3 separate regions of the Mus musculus genome follow, and all the other regions are linked to region 1. Evidence: chromatin loops called from intact Hi-C (ENCODE). Cell type or tissue: heart. All regions are shown on one strand.

Evidence for each region. Hi-C counts contacts between places; a loop is a spot of excess contacts. Peaks named below come from ENCODE experiments on the same cell type or tissue, not always from the same donor. Only the 100,000 strongest peaks of a DNase experiment are listed, where the experiment ranks them.
Region 2: it touches region 1 in a loop (2.1-fold over the local background); 3 of 42 quality-filtered maps call a loop at or near these places.
Region 3: it touches region 1 in a loop (2.8-fold over the local background); 5 of 42 quality-filtered maps call a loop at or near these places.

Annotation. Positions count from the first base shown.
Region 1 is chr6:128,199,246-128,204,245 of GRCm38, forward strand. It overlaps the pseudogene Gm4691. Among named protein-coding and RNA genes, the nearest start is that of 9330102E08Rik, 18 kb to the left of the region's middle. In heart, a CTCF peak has its summit at 2,257 (motif pointing right); DNase peaks (open chromatin) are centred at 1,486 and 2,266; H3K4me3 peaks cover 1,664 bases; H3K27ac peaks cover 1,316 bases.
Region 2 is chr6:128,409,015-128,414,014 of GRCm38, forward strand. It overlaps Itfg2 (integrin alpha FG-GAP repeat containing 2), which reads right to left. Exons shown (of 12, transcript NM_133927.1): 6 at 4,511-4,659; 7 at 4,089-4,186; 8 at 3,943-3,996; 9 at 3,685-3,776; 10 at 2,551-2,668; 11 at 1,479-1,652; 12 at 430-1,403. The coding sequence ends at 1,300. It also overlaps a transcript of Nrip2 not described here. Among named protein-coding and RNA genes, the nearest start is that of Nrip2, 12 kb to the left of the region's middle. In heart, no CTCF peak of the experiment used is centred here; a DNase peak (open chromatin) is centred at 2,297.
Region 3 is chr6:128,356,864-128,361,863 of GRCm38, forward strand. It overlaps Rhno1 (RAD9-HUS1-RAD1 interacting nuclear orphan 1), which reads right to left. Exons shown (of 3, transcript NM_001326585.1): 2 at 2,243-2,491; 3 at 137-1,330. The coding sequence starts at 2,407. The coding sequence ends at 788. Among named protein-coding and RNA genes, the nearest start is that of Tulp3, 3.5 kb to the left of the region's middle. In heart, a CTCF peak has its summit at 2,351 (motif pointing left); a DNase peak (open chromatin) is centred at 2,344; H3K4me3 peaks cover 635 bases; H3K27ac peaks cover 555 bases.

The sequences.
Region 1 (5,000 bases):
ACTTTTGCATAAATTAAAAATATTTTAATTACCTTCACACTATTGATTTCCTTATGCAATAAACCTTTCTTCCAGGAAAAAAAAAATGCCCTTTAAGATACACTTAAAAGTTACAGTTCTATTAGTCTTTAAGGCACAGATGAGAAATGTCTTGAAAAATAATCCCAGAACAGGATGACTCAAGAACACTGGCTTTTCTTCCAGAGGACCTGGGTTCAATTCCCATCACCCACATGGCAGCTCATGTCTGTAACTCCTGTTTCAGGGTTCCAAGGGTTCATACATACATATATATGTCATAACACCAAAACACATAAATAATTTTTTTTAAAAAACCAATGAGTTTTTGTGGATAAGTTACCTGGATGCCCAAGAAATGAAATCTTTTAATAAGCTCTCCTGGCCGATGGCTAGTCACCTTGTTTGGCTGTACATCCTCTAAGGATTAAGTAGTCCTGTTGTGGTACTGAAGGGAATGGAGGATGAAATGAAATTGATGAATGAAAAAATAATATATAGTAAAATGTTAGTAGGATTTATGAAGGAGCCTAAAATTATAACCATAGGAGGCAAATCTAAGTAAAATGATGAGTCTTAACTTTTGTCATCTCAAAGGCATTTTAAATTATCTTAATAAACCCTTGGAGGCAGGGACTAAATATAATTCACACCACTCTTAGTTTTGGGGAGCGACTTTCATCTACATCCTGAATAGCTGGTGTTCCACTCTTTGCCATGGTCCTGACAAAAGAAAGTCTATTGAGGTTTAGCACAAAACTGGGTTGCCTGAAAGAAGACATCTACAGCCTTGTGGCTTTGCCTTGGTGCTTGGTGCATTTGGCATATTGCTGGCACTGCCTGTGGACGTTAGCTCCCGCCCATGCCCCAGCCCCGGGCACAATCCCTACATAAAAGTGGTACCCCAGAGCATTACCTTCTGAGGCCACAAGCCAGCGAGCCCTAGACTAACGGTGCCTAAGGCCACTTTAGCGGACAATCCCAGATTGATCCTTCAGGAGGCGACCAGTAACGGTCCCCGGAGGGGGAGGGGTGACTCTACTGTCTGGGAAAGGGGTTCCGCTCCGAGCGGCTGACAGTGCCTTCCTGAGTCCGACGGGGTCTCTACGGCCGATCCGCTGCACCTACAACCTCTCCAGGGCCGCCCTGGCCTCCTCTCCCCTGGACTACGAGCTCCGTGTGCGAGAGGCCGCGTTACGAGTGGACGCTCCGAAATGCGACTCTGCTTCCTTGCTGGGTTATCACCGCTGCCCGGAGCCACCGGCTTCCCACCCCTACCCAGTGGAAGCTCACTGCCGGTCGCGTGCAACCTGAGGACTGCTGGAAGGACCGGTGAGCGCTGGGAGAGGAGCGCTGGCACGTGGGAGGCGGGGCCTCGGTGTGACGCCAGCGGCTGAGGGCGGAGCTCAGGGGTCCAGAGGGCAGAGCCCGGATGTGGAGAAATAGACTGAGGGCGGGGCTTGGTGCGCGAGAGGCGGAGCCCGGTGGGGAGCAACAGGACGAGGGCGGAACGTAGGCAGGCAAGAGGCGGAGCCCGGGCCTGAGGCACCAGTCTGTGGGCGGTGCTTGTTGCTCGAGAGTGGTGCAATAACTGAAGGATAAACTTAACAAAGTGTGAGAGGCAGAGCCCAGGGATTCAGTGGTCAGCTTGGGGTGGAGTTTAGAACTGCCAGACTCTGTCTGTGGCCAGTGCCCAAGCTAGTCGTTCTAGACCATGGCTGGGAAGGTAGGAGCTGTGGCTGCTGTTTCCCGACTCCTCCGGGCAGGCGCAGACCAAAGCGATCTATACCTCCGGAGCACACCACATTCCCACCCACCCAGCCGAGCTACGGAAACTCGCGGGGGCTCAGGGGGTCATAGTTGAAGTCCCTCAGTGGGATTTGGAAGGTGCGGGTCCTAGTGTGGGAGGTGGATGGAGAGTTGACTCCGTGGTTAAAAGAACCTTGCAGAGGACCTGGGTTTTATTCTCAGCATCCAGGTCGAGACTCACCTAGGGTGGGAGGGAATGGAAGGCATCATGGGAGAGGTAGTGGAAAAGCAGAGAGATATGAGAGCCCTGACGTTTGTTGCGAGGCTAGGATGGTTCTGATGGAAAATGTTGAAAATGAACTTTATGGGCACAAGAAACAAATAACTGTACGACGATGAGTTGTAAAATCCCTTAAAGTTTCAAACATTGGTGTTAAACTCCTCAAGTATATATTAAAAGTGAGCTTTTTAATTCAGTCAGGAACTCCCAGTAGGGGGCGCGCTGTGCCCTAGCTAGGTGAAAGTGAGACTCAAAGATTTGTTGGGCCAAAGTTTTTACTTTGAAGATTACCAGCTAGAAGCAGCTGATCATAATCATGTTCTGCTTTGAAGTGCGTGCTTTACCCTCCACTAGAATTGATATTTTGTTTTTATCTTTTCATTTTCGTGATTGGAAGGTTTTTTGTGGTTACTGGTATTGTAGGTTGGCAGAGTGCTGGCTCCCCATCAGTGAGGTCCTGGATTCAGTCCCAGCTCTGAAGAAAAACAGATGTACTTGAAAACTTGTTTTTGAACCTCGATATTGTTTATCTGGATATGTTTAAATATATGCTATATAATGTAGTTGGTATGGAAGAATTATTTCAAAGAGAGAGTAAGTCAGTTCTATCTTTTTGAACGTGCAAAGAAACCTAATAACCTATTTCACTTTCGCCTTATTCTTTTTTTTTTTGGGGGGTGCAGCGAACTTTATTGATGGTATTCAAGAGAGTAGGGAGGGCTCCCTAGGCCCCTCCTGTTATTATGGGGTCTGAGATGGAAATTGTGAGGGAGATGCTCAGTGTTGGGGGCCGAGTTGGGATAGGGCCTCTCTCTTGCTCAGTGTCCTTGCTGGGGTGGGTGGTCCAGGGTTTCTTACTCCTTGGAGGCCATGTAGGCCATGAGGTCCACCACCCTGTTGCTGTAGCCGTATTCATTGTCATACCAGGAAATGAGCTTGACAAAGTTGTCATTGAGAGCAATGCCAGCCCCGGCATCGAAGGTGGAAGAGTGGGAGTTGCTGTTGAAGTCGCAGGAGACAACCTGGTCCTCAGTGTAGCCCAAGATGCCTTTCAGTGGGCCCTCAGATGCCTGCTTCACCACCTACTTGATGTCATCATACTTGGCCTGATAAGAACAAACCCCAAGATGACTATCCTTGTCCCAAGTCACTGTCACACCAGAGACAAGCCCAGCTCTCCCCATACATACAGGTTTCTCCAGGCGGCACGTCAGATCCACAACGGACACATTGGGGGTAGGAACACGGAAGGCCATGCCAGTGAGCTTCCCGTTCAGCTCTGGGATGACCTTGCCCACAGCCTTGGCAGCACCAGTGGATTGCAGGGATGATGTTCTGAGCAGCCCCACGACCATCACGCCACAGCTTTCCAGAGGGGCCATCCACAGTCTTCTGGGTGGCAGTGATGGCATGGACCGTGGTCATGAGCCCTTCCACAATGCCAAAGTTGTCATGGATGACCTTGGCCAGGGGGGCTAAGCAGTTGGTGGTGCAGGATGCATTGCTGACAATCTTGAGTGAGTTGTCATATTTCTCGTGGTTCACACCCATCACAAACATGGGGTCATCGGCAGAAGGGGCGGAGATGATGACCCTTTTGGCTCCACCCTTCAAGTGGGCCCCGGCCTTCTCCATGGTGGTGAAGACACCAGTAGACTCCACGACATACTCAGCACCGGCCTCACCCCATTTGATGTTAGTGGGGTCTCGCTCCTGGAAGATGGTGATGGGCTTCCCGTTGATGACAAGCTTCCCATTCTCGGCCTTGACTGTGCCATTGAATTTGCCGTGAGTGGAGTCATACTGGAACATGTAGACCATGTAGTTGAGGTCAATGAAGGGGTCGTTGATGGCAACAATCTCCACTTTGCCACTGCAGATGGCAGCCCTGGTGACCAGGCGCCCAATACGGCCAAATCCGTTCACACCGACCTTCACCATTTTGTCTACGGGACGAAGCTGGCACTGCACAAGAAGATGCGGCTGTCTCTGGAACAGGGAGGAGCAGAGAGCCGCCTTATTCTAACTTCTCCTTAAACATACATGTCCTAGTTTCCTTTCTGTTGCTGTGATAAAAACACTCTGACCAACATCAGCCTAGGGAAGAATAGGTGTGTTTAGCTTATATGTCTAGATCACAACCATCTTTGAATGAAGTCAGGGCATGAAGGAACCTGGAGGGAAGGCCCAGGGAGGAAAGATGTTCCAGCCATGCTCATCTAGCTTCCTTGTTCAGCCCAGGGATGTTGCCACCCACAATGGGCTGAGCTCTTCTGTATCAATTAAGATAATGAGGACAAGCTCTCATATACCTGCTCACAGGCCAACTTTATACAGCTCATTACTCAGTTGAGACCTTCTTTTCTTTTCTTTTTCTTTCTTTTTTTTGACACCTCTAGGCAGTGTCGACTTCACAGTTAATAATAACTAGAACAGTAATCCCTTTTTTCCATTGTGTCAAATGTGGGTGTTTCAGGCCTGACTGGTCCATTAAGAATGTTGCATCATTGGGCATGTTAGAGTTCACCTTTAATCCTAGCACACATGAGGCAAAGGTAAAGGGATTTCTATGAGTTTGAGGCCAGCCTGGGCTACATAGCAAGTTTCAGTACAACCTGGAGTACATAGACCCTGTATCAAAGAAAGAAAGAAAGAAAGAAAGAAAGAAAGAAAGAAAGAAAGAAAGAAAGAAAGAAAGAAAGAGAGAGAAAGAAAGAAAAGAGAGGATTAATGAGCATTGATTTGAAAGAAAATGGGACCCATAGGCTCGTAGGGAGTAAGGAGCACTATTAGGAAGTGTGGCCTTGTTGGAGGAAATGTGTCACTGGGGACAGGCTCTAAGGTTTAAGATGCTCAAAGCCAGGCCTAGTGTGGTACTCATTTCCTCTGGCCTGCTGATCCAGATATAGAACTCTTGGCTTTTTCTCCAGCACCATGTCTGTCTGTGTACCAC
Region 2 (5,000 bases), 210 kb after region 1:
GAACACAGGCCTGTGAAGTACACTCTACACTGTTGTGCTGTACAGATATACAAGCAGTTGTAATAAGTAAGTGTTACCTCCGCTGTGAGGTAAATCCTGGACTCTGACATTCTCCATGTTCCTTTACTCTATTCATTTAGTTCAAAAGCCCCGAGGGCTGGGGAGACAGCTTAGTGGGTTGGAGCATTTGCCATGCAAGCATGAGAGCCTGAATCTGAGACTTAACACCCAGCATCACACCTGTCTGTCTGTAACCCCAGTTCCAGGCCTTCGACACCCTTACACAGTCATAAATACAGTCAACACACACACACATACACACACAGGTGTGCGCGCACTATGGTTGGTCTGAAACTACACAGACCCACCTACCTTGAACTCAGAGATCCAGCTGCCTGCCTCACTTATAGTCCAGATTGGAGAGCTGCATCAGATTGTTAACGCCTTTTTGTTTTATTTGAGATCAGATCTCCAAATGTGACCCACGCTGGTCTCAAACTTGCTATGGAGCCTTGGCTGGCTTTGGACTCATGATCTTTCTCTCAAGAACTGGGAGTACACTGGTGCACCATCATGTAAGACAAACTGTGAGCATCTAGTTTCCGACAGGCAGTCATGTTTGGGAAGCAGGTGGGTGAGGCTCTCAAGCAGCACGGTACTTTAGAGAACGGCAGTGCTGGATACAGCTGAATGGCAGAGCACTTGGCTGGTGTGTGAACACCCCTGGTTCCTCCTTTGCACACAGAGACATACAAAACAAAACCAACAAACAAAAACAAAACCAGAGAGAGATGATGACAAAATGAGAAAGCCCTGACCTAGTTGCTTCAGTAAATGGAAGAACACAGGAAGATGAGACAGGAAAATACCCTAAAAGAATAAATACTCTGCCGTTCATTCCTGCAATAACTGCGAGTGTCAGCTGCCTGGAGCTATGCTGTGAAAATCGGCACTCAGCAGGGGGAGGGGGGCTCACCCCATGCTCCCTCAGTTCCTCAGGCCTGAAGCCTTTCAGGTGTTGGAACATAGCAAAGGTTTGCTGCCTTGTCTCACACACAAGTCGGTTTCCTGCAGTGAGAGCAGGGAGCATGAGAAGGAGCCACGAGCAGAGGGGCAACCGATGGATCTCTTCATCACAGGCTCTCGGGGGGGGGGGGGGGGCACATCCATCCTCTCTGAGAACCCAGTTCTGCTCCTTCCTCTGTAATACACACTCCCCATCCTCCAAGGTCATGGATCGCTCTGGGGTAGGGTTGGGGGCTCGGAAGGATCCTTCACCAGCTAAGTGGTCGAGCCCAGCTAGGTGGGGTCCTGGAAGCTTGAGGGGGTACACTGTAGTGGCTGGTCCGGATGGTAGAGAGTCTGATGAAGCAGGGTACAGACTGCAGGGAGATCTTCAGGATCTGCAGGCCAAGCAGAGACTGGTGAGAGGCCGTCAGGCGCCCAGGCGCAGGCCCGCTGGCTCTGTTGACACTCACCCACACGCAGCTCCTGCAGTAGGCGGTGGTACTCGGGCTCAGCCTCCAGCAGCTTCAGAAGGTTAGTGGACTCCATGCGCTCCAGCTGCACCTCCCAGTACACGTAGATCTTCTGATTGAAGGTGACATATACCAAGCAGGGACTGTTGCGGCCCTCTTTGCAGGCGTACTGGCCTGGGAGATGGGGGCAAGAAGAGAAAGACCAAGGCTTAGTCCTGGTGTCAGGAGGAGGACAGGAACAAGACATCAAAGTCTTCTCATCTTAGTGATCTGGAATAAAAGAGGCAGCTGTGCGAATGCAAGGGGTAGGTAACAGGATGTCAGAGAGGAAGGCCTGTTCCTTTCTTCCAAGGCACACATCAACCTTTCAGGTAACTGCGTGTTTTCCAACTCCTTCCATTTATTGTGGGGTCCTGGAGTCCGAGCCCACAGCTTTGTACATGCCAGCTCTACCACCGAGTAACACCCTCAGCCCATTGTCACTTTAGTGGCCAGATACACCCAAATAGCCACTGCTGCTTTTCAAAGTCCGCAGCTGAGGACTGTGGGGAATACCCTGGAAGTGTTTTCCTCAGCTTGGCATGCTCGGGTGGAAATGTTTTCCCAGTCATCCCATCCTCTATGTATTTAAAGATGGAGGCCACACTGTGCTTTACTTCGTATTCCAAACTACCATGCTAGAGCTGGAGAGATGGCTCTGTACACTGGCTGCTCTTCCATAGATTGGGGTTCAATTCCTAACTAACATCTACATGGTAGCTAGCCATTGTCTGTAATTCTAGTCTTGGGATATGGTGCCCTCTTCTGGCCTCTGTGGGTACTGCACAGACACGGCACATAGACATACATCCAGGCAAACACTCATACAGGTAAGAATAAATAAAAATTTCCTCCTAACAAACTGTCAAGAGGGCAGCATGGCACCCACCCATGACCACTAGTGACAGCTAAGGAGCCCATTCAGGCATGAAGACATCTTTCAAGGGCGACATTGAACAGGAGTGAGTCAACCACTTTCTGGCACATTTACTAAGCTGGAGTAGCTGAGCTTAGTTAGAGGCCACCATCCCACCTGCACAGAAGGCACGGATATTTTCATCCACTTGGAAGCGCACAACGGTGCGGTTGTGATCGATGATATATGTCTGTCCATCCCAGGCACAAGCTACCACCTCCTCAAGCCCATTGCCCTGAAAAAGGTCAAAGACAGGATGCCATTTTCATAAGAGACTAGTCAGATGTAGTGTCATACGCCTGTAATGAGTGCTGCAGAGGCCAGAGGCAGAAGCCAGCTTGTGCTACACAGCTCATAGCAAGATGCTGTGTCAGAAAAGAAAAGAAACGAGAAAAAAGATCTGATGGTGGAGTGGAAGCCATCAGGAGAGACATAAAGGACCATGAACTTGACTCTGGGTGGCAAACTATAAATTAGGGTATTTCTCCATGTGCCAAGGGGGCAACAGGCAATCACTGACTTACTCTGCCTAATATTCAAAGCAACACTATGATGATGTCAACATTATTCTCAGTTTTATCTGGGAAATTTCTGCTAAGAGGGATAAAGTCACGTGTCAGGATCACAACCCAAGTACAGGTCTGTTCTGGTCAAAGCCACCCGGCTTGCCCCCGTGGTAGTATAATCAGTGTGGGCCCATCTGGCAAATGAGGGGCCACAGTGATATCACACAGACTCATGGACAAGGAGAAGCAGCACAGACCAAAACAGACCACGCATCTGTATTCATGACTAATAACCCACGGCTAGACCTAGTGCCTGTTCTCTGTTAGCGCTGCTATTTGGGCTGACAGGCCTGAAAATGATTTTCTAGTAGACTCATAGAGAAGAACTAAATTGTGTGCTATGAGGGCACACTTGAGCGTGACAGACACACTCACCTCAGGTCTGAGGAAAAGGCTCAGTGTTCACTGGGATGTGAGAAGAGCTGATTTAAATGTCTGCTCCTGGGGTGGGCTGGAATGATGGCTCAGCGATTAAGAACACTAGCTTTTCTCCCAGAGCACCTGGCACCCACAAGGTGGCTAACAACTATCTGTAAATCCACTTCTAGGGGGTCTGATGGTCTCTTCTGGCTTCCATGGGTACTAGGCACACACGTGGCACACAGACATATATGCAGGCAAAACATCCATATACATGAACATAATTAAACAAATGAATCTCAGAAAATGGCAGAAGTCCACTCACCGTGACATCCAGCTTCTCTAGGGCAAAAAGCTGGTGATCCACCTGCACAGACCACAGCAACTTGTCTGCTTCCTGCATCAGCTTCAGTGTCCCTAGAGGAGGAGAGGCGAGGTGTGTGTGTGTGTATGTAAATGTAGCTGTGAGTGTGCGTGTGAGTGTACAGGAGTATGTGAGTGTATGTGTTTGTCAATGTGTGAGTGTGCGTGTGTGCAGACCCCTCAGGCAGATCCCCACCTCACCCAGCCTAGGACTACTCACCATCCAGGGTGCACAGGGCGAAGAGGCCTGCGTTACCACCTTCAGGGTTATGACCTACGTGGGGAATGGAGGCAGGAATGAGGGCAGGTCCTGGGTCTCCTTTCTCCCAGCACTGCCTGGTTCCCTCAGCTCCTTCCCTCCTTTACCTTGTCTGATGTTGCCAATTAGGTGAGTGGAGACGTTCTTGTTGTGGATCCGGCCAGATGTCTGGTGCAGGACTACATCTCGGGCAGCTGGGGTCTCCCTGTGGGTGAAAGAGAGACTAGGCCAACAGAAAGCCAAGGGAGCCGAGTTCCTCTCTGCAGGAGCTTCCCCAACTCCAGAAGCCCACCCCTGACTCTTTCAGATCCATGGAGCAAATGGATGGGGCTGCCAGAAGGAGTCCTGAGACCTGACTGAATGGTTCAAGATGCTCGCATGCTTTAAGGTTAAAGGCCCAGGACTCCTGTCCCTAAACAGCCTTTTCTAATGGGCTGGGCTGGGGACTTAGATGGTGGAGCCCTGGCACCTGCAGATCTGTCTCACCACCATGTCCTTATACTGATGTACCAGCCACCCATTCCCTTACCTACTGTCTCCTGTGGCCTCCTCAGAGGCAGGAGGGGAGCCAGTGTCCTTGTTCCAGGTGCACAGCAGAACTGCATAAGCACACCCTGGCTGCGACACAACCAACTCAGGCACACCCAGAGGCCCTGGGGTCACAGAGAGACTGTCTACCTGCACCAGAGAACAGAGTCTTAGTGGGAACAAAGCAGGAAGGAAGGAAGGGAGGGAGGGAGGGAGGGGGGGGGGGAGGGAGGGAGGGAGGAATGGAAAAGAGGGAGGGAGGGAGGGAGGGAGGGAGACAGACTCTGCCACTAGGAACAGGGGAGACAAAGGCAGGGCTTCTCAGAATTACCCTCCAGCTCTGACAGGGACAGGAGTTCTACGGTTCATGAATGCCTGTCTGCTACCATCCCCTCTTCAGTCAATCTGCTTTCTGCTGGGTGCCCAGTGGCTCTGACCTGGTTCACACCACACACCTCACACACTGAATTCTCAGTCCACCATTCCTTGCA
Region 3 (5,000 bases), 160 kb after region 1:
TTGTGTGTGTGTGTGTGTGTGTGCTACAAATCTTCACTCATAAGCTCTGCTTGGTCTAGAAAGGGCTAGTGCTAAATGAGTAGGGTTGAAAGAGATGCTATTTGAATGAGTAAGAGGACCACTGAGACAGGCACATCCACACTACCCACACTAGAGTGTGAGCTTCCACTTTATGTACACATAGGATAAGTTACTGATAGGAATCCATTTCTCCACCACATGTGATAGCGTCATATTTCTTCCACTGTAAACACATCTCAAAACACAAACCTAAAGTACTCATCCGTCCCCTAGCTCTCTGACCCCATCGTATTCACCAACACAGGCCTGGCTTGGGACCCTTTGAGCCAAGGCTGTCAACCATTAAAAACCAGAGCTCTCTCTTGATTTTCTCCAGTCGCTGAGCCTCACACTCGGTACCAACAGCGTGAGATGAATTAGTTCGAGGCAGAAGACTAATAAGCATAGACCTTTTATAGATGGGCACGAGGCTGCATTACTGACAACGGCTGGGTTCTCTAAAAACTCGGCAGCCATTTATTTACAAACGCTGTGAACAGTACAAGAAACGTCAGAGGTCTAAACAGTTAATGTGAGAAAAATACCAACAGTTCATGACACTAAATTCAACGGTTCCTGGTGCGAGGCGGAACCCTAGAAACCGAACTCCGACTCTGGCTAAGTGGTCTTCCTATTGCTGTTCGTCCCCTTTCATCCTTTCAAACCAGGATGACTTGCGAAACCTCCCCACAGCAGCTCCGGGAAGAACTGAAGCTCTGCGGTCCTGTCAGATCTTCACAAGGAACTGGCTTCCATCCAGCTTCCCCTTCTCCTTAAGGTAGGCAAACAGGTGCCTTCTGCGTCTCCACGTGACCTTAATCCCATACTTCTCCTCAGGGGTGTCCTTGACCAGAACAGGCCCCGGCTCTGGGCTGCTGGGAGTCCCAGGGCCAAGGATGCAGCTTGGAAAACTGTTTTCCTTCTGGTCTGGGGAAATGGGATCGTCTCTTACAGAAGAGTCTGGGGTCTGGATGTCAGGGGGTGCGAACACATGAGGTAAACTGTGAGGTACATGCACTGACAGTTCTCCACAGCTCTGGGGACTGAACAATGGCACTAAAGGCCTTCTGGGTGGGTCCTTTTCTGAGTTCTGGGGCTGCACTCGGTTGGATAGCAACAACGTCTCTGAACTGGAAGACTGTGGACTCTCAAAGGTTAGACGTGGAAACTTGCAGGTAGATCTCCGAGTTGGGCGCCTTGCCTGGTCTCGGTGAGGCTTCCGGTGTATCAGAAACCGGCTTTCCGCTGCTCTATCAAACTGGGGTGACACCTGTGCATAAAAAAAAAAAAAAAAAAAAAAAAAAGGATGGTGGTGGTGGCGAGCCAGCTGCAAAGCAGCTAGAGTAAATGTGTCTGATCCTTTATTTTTGTCCAGAATTGTGAGGACTCGCTACAATACAGGACAGACACCCATCCAGCTATGTGGTATGACAAGAAGGCAAGAGACCTGGGCCAGCTATCCAATCGCTCTGCCCTTCAGGGTGCGCCCGAGGAAGAGAGGAGACAAGGCCTCTCTCATCACCACTACACTGCTATAGCTTGTTTAACTCCCCGTCCTTAAACTTCCTGAGAACAGGTCGGAAGGATCCTCAGGAGGGCAGGGACAGACTGACTGTCAACAACGCCTGGCTGAGGGAGGGCCTGGCAGGAAGGTCTTCAGTGAATAATGAACGGCAGCCCCATGGAAGTGACTGTTGGGATCTAATGCCCGTGTTTATTCACTCAATGCTTACGGATTTCTTTTGTAGACAGTTTCACCATGAAGACCAGGCTGGCCTTTACCTGGAGATCCTTCTGCTGCAGCCTCCCAGTGCTGGATTTGCATGGATTAGCATGACATTGTGGAAGGAGTTTTCTCCACTAAGGTTCAGTAACTCATAGAATACCTAGTACTTGTCATATAAAATGCAAGAAATAATCTTTCATGTTGGTCACCTTTCTTGCTTCTTCACCCCGCTACTGGGTAGTTAAGTGTTCAATCAGAACTCTTCAGGGGAACCTGGCAGAGGAGACTCCAATACCATATAATGCATATTTTGGTGTGAAGGAAGAAAAGAGGATATCTAAGACAATACCACAGTCAGGAACAGTAACTATTTCCCTGGCCCTGCTCCAAAAGGATTCAGAGTCAGTATTCTGAAAACCCTAACACAGTAAAGGTCAAAGAATTGCCAGGACCTACCCAGGAAGTGACGGTGCTCTGATCAATGGGCTTGCTGGGCACCTGAACAGTGTGGGTAATGGGCTGCTGGCAAGATTCATAGTGGTGTTTGGGGCCCTCCAGTGGCTGTTGGTGAAACAGCAGCTGGGCTTTCTGGGACTGTCTGCGTCTCTTTTTGGGAGGCATCAATAGGTAAATGAAGAGCAGTTGGTAACCACATGATGCAGGTTGCCTTCCTGGTCTGGGTCAGGATCCAGTTGCAAACCATGCCTGGAAAGAAGAAACAAAAAGGAGAGAGGGGGAAAATCATGTGGGTGACACCCTCCCCCCAATTCTTCATGACATCAGGCTAACAAGGCTACCAGAAATTACCAATCAGACTCAGGTTGTAAAGAAAACAGCTTCCTTTTCTCTCTCTCTTTTTTTTTTTTTTTTTTTTTGGTTTTTCAAGACAGGGTTTCTCTGTATAGCACTGGCTGTCCTGGAACTCGCTCTATGGACCAAGCAGGCTGGCCTGGAACTCAGAAATCCACCTGCCTCTGACTCCCAAGTGCTGGCATGTGCCACCACTGCCCGGCTGAAAACAGCTTCCTATACCACCATGAGAAACATTATCTTATTCATATATATATTCAAGGAAACTCACTCAATGAGCACCTGCTGAACTCATGTTATTGTGCCATGCTAAATGCCAGGAATTAAAGATGAGCAAGTACTTAGTCACAGTACTGAGTACTAAGTTCCTGCAATGATACAGAGGTCCCCATTTTTGAGGCACAGTGGTACAGCACTTGCCTAACATGCACAAAGCCTTAGGTTTCAGTCCCCAGAACTGCAAAAGAGGGGACAATGGCAAGGAAGAAGGAAAGGAAGGAGAAGAGAGAGCTGACTAGAAGGAAACAGCCACATCTCAGTATAGTACGGTTCACGTCAGAGAAGGCTTTCTGTAGAAGGAGAGCTGGGAGAAGCAGAAAGCAGGAAGGTCACTGGAGGCTGAGGGGCAGGCACCACATGCAAAGATGGCTACAGCTGAACATGGGGCACATGCTCATTAGCCCAACTGAGGCAAGAGATCAGGAGTTCAAGTCACGCTTGGGCTACACATAAAACCTCTCAAAAGCCAAACCAAGTAGGATATGGTGGAGCGTGCCCAGGACCTCAGCCCGTAGGAGGGGAGGCAGGAGAATGCCAAGCTCAAGGTTGCCTGTGGCTAGAGAGACCATCCTGAGTTACATGAAACCTTAAATAACCAAACAGCTGTCTTGTGAATTCAGAGAATTACAAGCTCACTGTAGACAGAGTAGGAAAGGTAGCTCAGCAGTAAAGAACATGCCTCAAAAACCAAGGGCTTGCTGGGCAGTTGGTGGCGCACGCCTTTAATCCCAGCACTTGGGAGGCAAAGGCAGAGGCAGAGGCAGAGGCAGGCGGATTTCTGAGTTCAAGGCCAGCCTGGTCTACAGAGTGAGTTCCAGGACAGCCAGGGCTACACAGAGAAACTCTGTCTCGAAAACCCAAACCAAACCAAACAAACAAACAAACAAAAAAACAAAGCCAAGGGCTTAAGTTTGATCTCCAGAACTCACAAAAATGTGGAAGGCCGAAACCAATTCCCAAAAGACATCCTTTGACATCTATATGTGTGGCATGTGTCCCCTCAAATGCATTCGTCCTCACACACAATGTCACTATCTGTGAGGCTGTGCCTATCTAGCTAACAAAAGAAAAAAGAAAAAGAGGCTAGGGGTGGTAACATCCATCTTAAATCCCAGCATTCAGGAGGCAGGCAGATTTCTCTGAGTTGGAGGTCAACCTGGTCTATACAGTGAGTTCCACGACAGTAAGGGGATACAAAGTGAGACCCTATTTAAAAAACATTTTAAAGAATGAATGACAAAAAATATTAGACATAGTGTCAACATTGGGTCTGAAAACCAGGTGAGGCCACATGACTGTGGGGTTGGGTTGAGTAACCACTAGGTTTTCAAATAGAAGTTTGTAATCACATCTAGGTTTTGTTAAAAGACAAACAACAACACAACAACAACAAAAAGAACAGCCCAGATTCTCTAGCATATAAGGAGATGTCAACCGAGTTACGGATTAAGTCGCATGTACTTAGCATCCAGCAATCCCGACTTTGCATGGTTTTGAATATATTCTTTTTGGCTTTCAGACTGAACCTCAGGCCTCAGCACATTAGGCAGTAACTGTACCTCTTGGCTATAGACCAGCCCTCATAGAATTATTTTGGCTTTTGTGAGACAGGGTCTCGCATAGCCTCCCCTGGCTTCAAATGCACTATGTAGTCTCCACCTCCCACATGATGGGATCACAGGCTGGCCCCACTGGGAAGGCAAGTTAAGGAAAGAAGGGCCTGCTCTGGCTCACAGATCCAGGGTACAGTGTTGAGGAGTCTCAGCAGCGGGAACTTGACAGCAGCTGGGCACATCACCTTAGCAGACAGGAAGCAGGTGAATTCTCCGGCTCAGTTTGCTTTTAGTCAATCAATCCACAATCCATGAAATAGGAAATAGGGCCACATCCCATCTCAGTTTTAGCTATATAATCTCTTACCCAAACAAAATCGAAGTCAGGTTTTGGCTCGTTTCTGCTCAGCCTTTGCCTATTTTTATTAATCTTTGAGATAGAGTCTTGTTATGTAGCCTTGGCTAGCCTGGGGCTGGCAATGTAGACCTGGCTGGCCTGGAATTCAGAGATCTGCCTGCCTCTGCCTCCTGGGTGCTGGAATTAAAGGTGTGCACCACCACACTCTGCTCAC